Regions from separate parts of the Homo sapiens genome. Here region 2 is linked to region 1. A link is an interaction called in ENCODE POLR2A ChIA-PET data of the cell type or tissue named here. Cell type or tissue: Caco-2. All regions are shown on one strand. Region 1 overlaps LMX1B (LIM homeobox transcription factor 1 beta). Region 2 has its middle 29 kb from the start of LMX1B-DT.

Evidence for each region. Peaks named below come from ENCODE experiments on the same cell type or tissue, not always from the same donor. Only the 100,000 strongest peaks of a DNase experiment are listed, where the experiment ranks them.
Region 2: POLR2A ChIA-PET joins it to region 1 with 6 read pairs; 4 of 35 experiments call an interaction of 5 or more read pairs at or near these places.

Annotation. Positions count from the first base shown.
Region 1 is chr9:126,651,311-126,653,810 of GRCh38, forward strand. The region is part of intron 2 of LMX1B (LIM homeobox transcription factor 1 beta); the gene reads left to right. Among named protein-coding and RNA genes, the nearest start is that of LMX1B, 39 kb to the left of the region's middle. RefSeq lists an enhancer at 865-1,744. In Caco-2, no CTCF peak of the experiment used is centred here; a DNase peak (open chromatin) is centred at 1,031.
Region 2 is chr9:126,583,905-126,586,404 of GRCh38, forward strand. No RefSeq gene overlaps it. Among named protein-coding and RNA genes, the nearest start is that of LMX1B-DT, 29 kb to the right of the region's middle. RefSeq lists an enhancer at 2,256-2,425. In Caco-2, no CTCF peak of the experiment used is centred here; no DNase peak of the experiment used is centred here.

The DNA.
Region 1 (2,500 bases):
CCAAGCTGCCCCGGGAAGGGCAGCCTGGCCTATCTGTCCCCAGACCCCGAGGGCTGCCATCCTCCTCAGCAGGCAGCTGGCAGGTGCAAGGGGTGGGGCACAGGGGGCGGGGGTCAGCCCAGAGCTGAGACTGCAGGGTTGTCTCAAGGGGACAGCGGCCTCCTGTTGGGGGTCTTTGTGAAGGATAAACAAAACGAAGGGCCTTGGAGCCCACCTTCTTCTCCCCCCCTCCCAACAACACACACACCTGAGACCTCTAATTACGCCTTAGCCCCAGGCAGGGCCATGGGAACGCTGCCCTGTAACCCACTGCCTGACCCCTCTCCCCTGGGCCCCGCTCCTCTCCTGAGGCCGACTCAGTTCTCACTGCAGGGAGGAGAGGGGTCCCACAGACCCAGATTCAGGAACATGGGGTGCTCAGAAATTAGAGCCTCTGAGAACAGGGTCCCTGTCCCCAGCATCTCTGAGATGAGGATCCCACAGACCAGGGTCTGAGCTGGGAGTTCAACAGGCGGGGTCTGCTCTGAGGAATCCGACAAACTGGTGAGTCCCCTATGAGTAGGACCCTACAAGCCAGGGGCCTAGGTGGAGGATCCCACAATCTAGTTTGAACAGGGACCCTACCAGCCAGGGCCATCGAGACAAAAAGAAACCCAAATCAAACCACAAGCCTCGGTAGTGGCCAGAGATGGGGGGGGGCCTGCCTGCGGTGGGATACTCCAAGGCTTGGGGGTCCCAACAGCCAGGACCCTTGAGGCAGGGTCCTCACAACAGAGATCCAGTGGCCCCTCAGACCCAGGTGGAGGGGCCCGGCTTGGCTGCCTGAGGCTGCAGCTCTCCCGATTGAAACCCAAACCGGAGGAGCTGCCTGTCACGGTGCCTGTGATCCTGTGATCCGAGGCATGATTGAGAGGGGGCGCGGCAGGAGGGGGCTGCAGGCCCCCAGGCAGCCCCTGTGTGGAGCAGCAGGAGTCTGAGGAGGAGAAGGGGGGGGGGATTTTCTCTTTCTTCCCGGCCTGCTTATCTGATCACAGAGGAGGGAAGGGCTCCCGTTCAAAGGCAGTCTCCTTATCAGCTGGGGGTTTGTTTGGAACGATAACTGCACCTGGCAGGGAAGCCTTCCTGCAGGTGGGGGTGCGGCCGCATGGGCGGGGCTGGCTCCAGGGTGTGTGTGTCCACACGGGAACGTGGCTACCGCTAATGCTACGTGAATGTGCATCCCATGGTCTTCGTGTGTGCAGGTCTGTCCTCCGTGTGTACACATCTCCAGGCCAGTTTGTGCTCCCACCTGTGCGTGACTGTGTGTGTGTGTGGATGGGCACAGAGTACATCTGCCCTCGGCACAGGAGAAAGAAGGGACTCAGATCTGGGCCTGGACTGGACTGGGCACTGCTTGGCGTCCACATGATGGGGGTCCCTGCCAATCCCACCCATGTCCTGTCTCCAGAGTGAAGTACCTGGAGCCTGTGGGAACAAGGGGATGGGTCAGGAGCAGAGGTTGTGACATCACAGTTCACTTGTGGGCACAGCAGGGACAATGGGGAAGAGGCTCCATGGATGCTGAGGTGTAGCCCCAGCGGGTGTTGATGGAGAAGAAAAGAGCCTGTGGAGAGGCCAAGGCACGGGCCAGATCAGGGGAGCAGGATGGGCCAGCTGAGGGCTGGGCAAGACTGAAAACAAACCCAGCAAAAGGGCCCAGGGTTGCCTGAAGATAGGAACAGAGCGGTGCCTGGGTCTTTTTGTGCTAGGAGCTGATTTAGCTTAAAACACATCCCCCCATCCCAAACCCAAACCCATTCCCCTCTGTGTTTTGTTTTGTTTCAAGTAGATGCTTTTTTTTTTTTTTTTTTTTTTTTTTTTGAGACAAGGTCTCACTTGGTCACCCGGGCTGGAGTGCAGTGGCACAATCACAGCTCTCTGCAGCCTTGACCTGCCAGGCTGAAGCAATTCTCCTACCTCAGCTACCCCCGATGAGCTGGGACTACAGGTGAATGCCACCACATCCACTAATTTTTTGTATTTTTTTGTAGAGATGGGGTTTTGCCATGTTGCTCAACCTGGTCTCCAACTTCTGGGCTCAATTGCTCTGCCTGCCTTGACCTCCCGAAGTGTTGGGATTACAGGCTTGACCCACCATGCCTGGCCCTAAGTAGATGCTTTTTAATTCAGCTTTTTATTTTGAGATAATTGTAGATTCATAGGCAATTGCAAAAAATAGAGAGGTCCCTGTACCCTTTGCCCAGTCTTGCACAGCCGCGGGACAACATCACAGCTAGGACGTCCACGTCAACACAGTGCCGACTGCACTTAGACTTCTCCAGTGTTGGGTGCGTTTGTGCATGGAGCTCTGTGCCAATTTATCACATGCGAACGTTCCCGGATCTGCCCCCACAGGATCCCTCCTGTTGCCCTTTCATGACCACACTCAGCTCCCTCCCACCCTTCATCCCCAGCCCCCTGGGTTGTGTTGTGTTGTTTTGTTATTTAATCTTATTAAATG
Region 2 (2,500 bases), 67 kb before region 1:
AAGCCAGTCCTGTCTGGCTCCAAAAGCCTCAGGCAAGGTTGACCTCAATTCATCCAGGACACTGGAAGCCGGGTTCTAGTTTCAGAGTTCACAGAACTCTGCTCCCCAGGATGTGTGTTGGAAAGGAGTGTGTTGAGTGATACTGCCCAGGAGACCCCAAGTTTGGCTCTGGCTTGAAGCCTCAACTGACCAGCCCTTGGCTATTGGTCTTTCCAGCCCCACCCAAGGGGCCCTTCAAACTTTCAGTTCAGTTGTTTTTTTTTTTTTTTTGAGATGGAGCCTCACTCTGTCATCCAGGCGGGAGTGCAGTGGTGCGATCTCAGCTCACTACAACCTCTGCCTCCCGGGTTCAAGTGATTCTTCTGCCTCAGCCTCCTGAGTAGCTGGGACTACAGGCGTGTGCCACCATGCCCAGCTAATTTTTGTATTTTTAGTAGAGGCGGGGTTTCACCATGTTGGCCAGACTGGTCTCAAACTCCTGACCTCAGGTGATCCACATGCCTTGGCCTCCCAAAGTGCCAGAACTACAGGCGTGAGCCACCACACCTGGCCCTTTTTTTTTTTTTTGAAGGGAATTCAACAAATATTTTTTGAGCTTTTCCTCCATGCCAACACCTGAGCTGAGCACAAAAAGACCCAGAATGAAATCCTCCCTGAGTCCTACCTTCAAGAAACTTCCAGTTCAGTGGGGGGCAAGGGCAGCAGACAGATATGACAAGACTATTACAATATCATAAATACTCACTTTAATGGGTGCCTTATAAGCTCTGAAAGGACCACAGGAGAAGGGGCCCTGAGTCTCCCAGGGGGAATCAAAGGCAGGTGGCATTTGCATGAAGACTTGAGGAGGGACAGCGGTCGGCCTGGATGGCCAGAGAGGAAGGGTACTGGAGACAGAAGGAGAGGCTCACATAAAAGTACAAGGCCTGAAGGCCAGGCACGGTGGCTCATGCCTGTAATCCCATCACTTTTGGAAGCCGAGGTGGGTGGATCACTTAAAGTCAGGAGTTCGAGACCAGCCTGGCCAACACGGTGAAACCCCATCTCTATTAAAAATGCAAAAATTAGCGGGTGTGGTGGTGCATGCCTGTGAACCTGCCTACTCAGGAGGCTGAGGCAGGAGAATCACTTGAACCCAGGAGGTGGAGGTTGCAACGAGCTGAGATTTCACCACTGTACTCCAGCCAGAGCGACAGAGCAAGACTCTGTCTCAAAAAAAAAAAAAAAAAAAAAAAGCAGGCGGCATGAAAGCCTGGAGTGTCAGGGGATCTGCATGTAGCTCATTCTGTTATGGAGCATCAGAGACTGGCAAGAGAGGTTAATGAACCGATCCAAGATGCCACAGTGAGAAAGTAGGATTGAGAAGTGGCAGGGGCCAGATTACGATGGGCTTTATTGAGGTGGGTTTTTTTGTGAGAGCGACAAGGAGCCACGGAAGGGACGTGGCAGGATAACACTTGCCTTTGAGAGAGGTCACTCTGTGCCCAGCAGGGAGCAGAACTTGAAGGGGGATGGTTAGAGATGGGAGACCAGAAAGGAGCTAAAAGAATATGGCAGCCAGAATGGGGGGCTGACGAGGGGTGTCCCAAGATACACAGGTAGAATGGACAGGACTCGGCACCAGACTTGGAGAAGGAGGAGTGGAAAATGAAGAAGAAGAGGAGGAAGTCTGCAGCACGCTCGGGTGTCCCACCTGGCTGGTGGCTGATGGTGATGCCTCCCAGGGAGATGGGGACCCATGAGGAGGCCTGATGGGGAGAAGGCCACCGGGGCCTGGGGAGTGTCCCAGTGAGGACACCAGGAGGCAGCTGGCCATGGAGGTTGGGTTTGAATGCTGGGGGACACCAGTATGGGGACACAGAGCAAAAGAAGAAATGCCAAAATGTAGCTGGAGAAGGAGGAGCCAGGGGGTAGGTGGTGAGCCAGGGAAGAGGAACATTAAGGGTGTAGGATGAGGCCAAAAAGCCTGGCAAAGGGACCAGACAACTCGTAGGGTGGGGGCAGCCGAGCCAGCCGCCGTTTCAGGTGAGAGATGGTAGTAAGCTGCTGAGAGTTGGGGCGGTGAGGAGGTGGACAAGGGCAGGGGCTGTACACCCCTCTTTTAAAGGCTTGGCAGGAAATGGAAAGAGAGATGGAAGACAGTAGCTAGCAGGAGGCTTGGAGTCCAGGGAGGGTTTTCATTTCCAAATGGGAGACATGAAGAGCTGCTGTGATTCAGAAGTTCAAGTCTGAGTCAGGTTACTGGAGGCAGGGAGGTCCCTGTGGAGGACATCGGGTTGAGGTCTGGAGTCCACTGGGGATGGTGGAGCTTCCACATTGAGACTGGAGGAGAGAAGCTATGAGTGAGAGGGTCAACCTAGACAAGGCAGAGGGAGGCATGATGTGAAGTGAGGCTGGGAGACATCAGCCCCCGGTCGTGGGGGGTCCCCAAGGGCAGGCTGAGGCGTCTGGCCAGGCAGCAGATAGGTGGAAGGTAGATGAGCTTCAGATCCAGACCAAC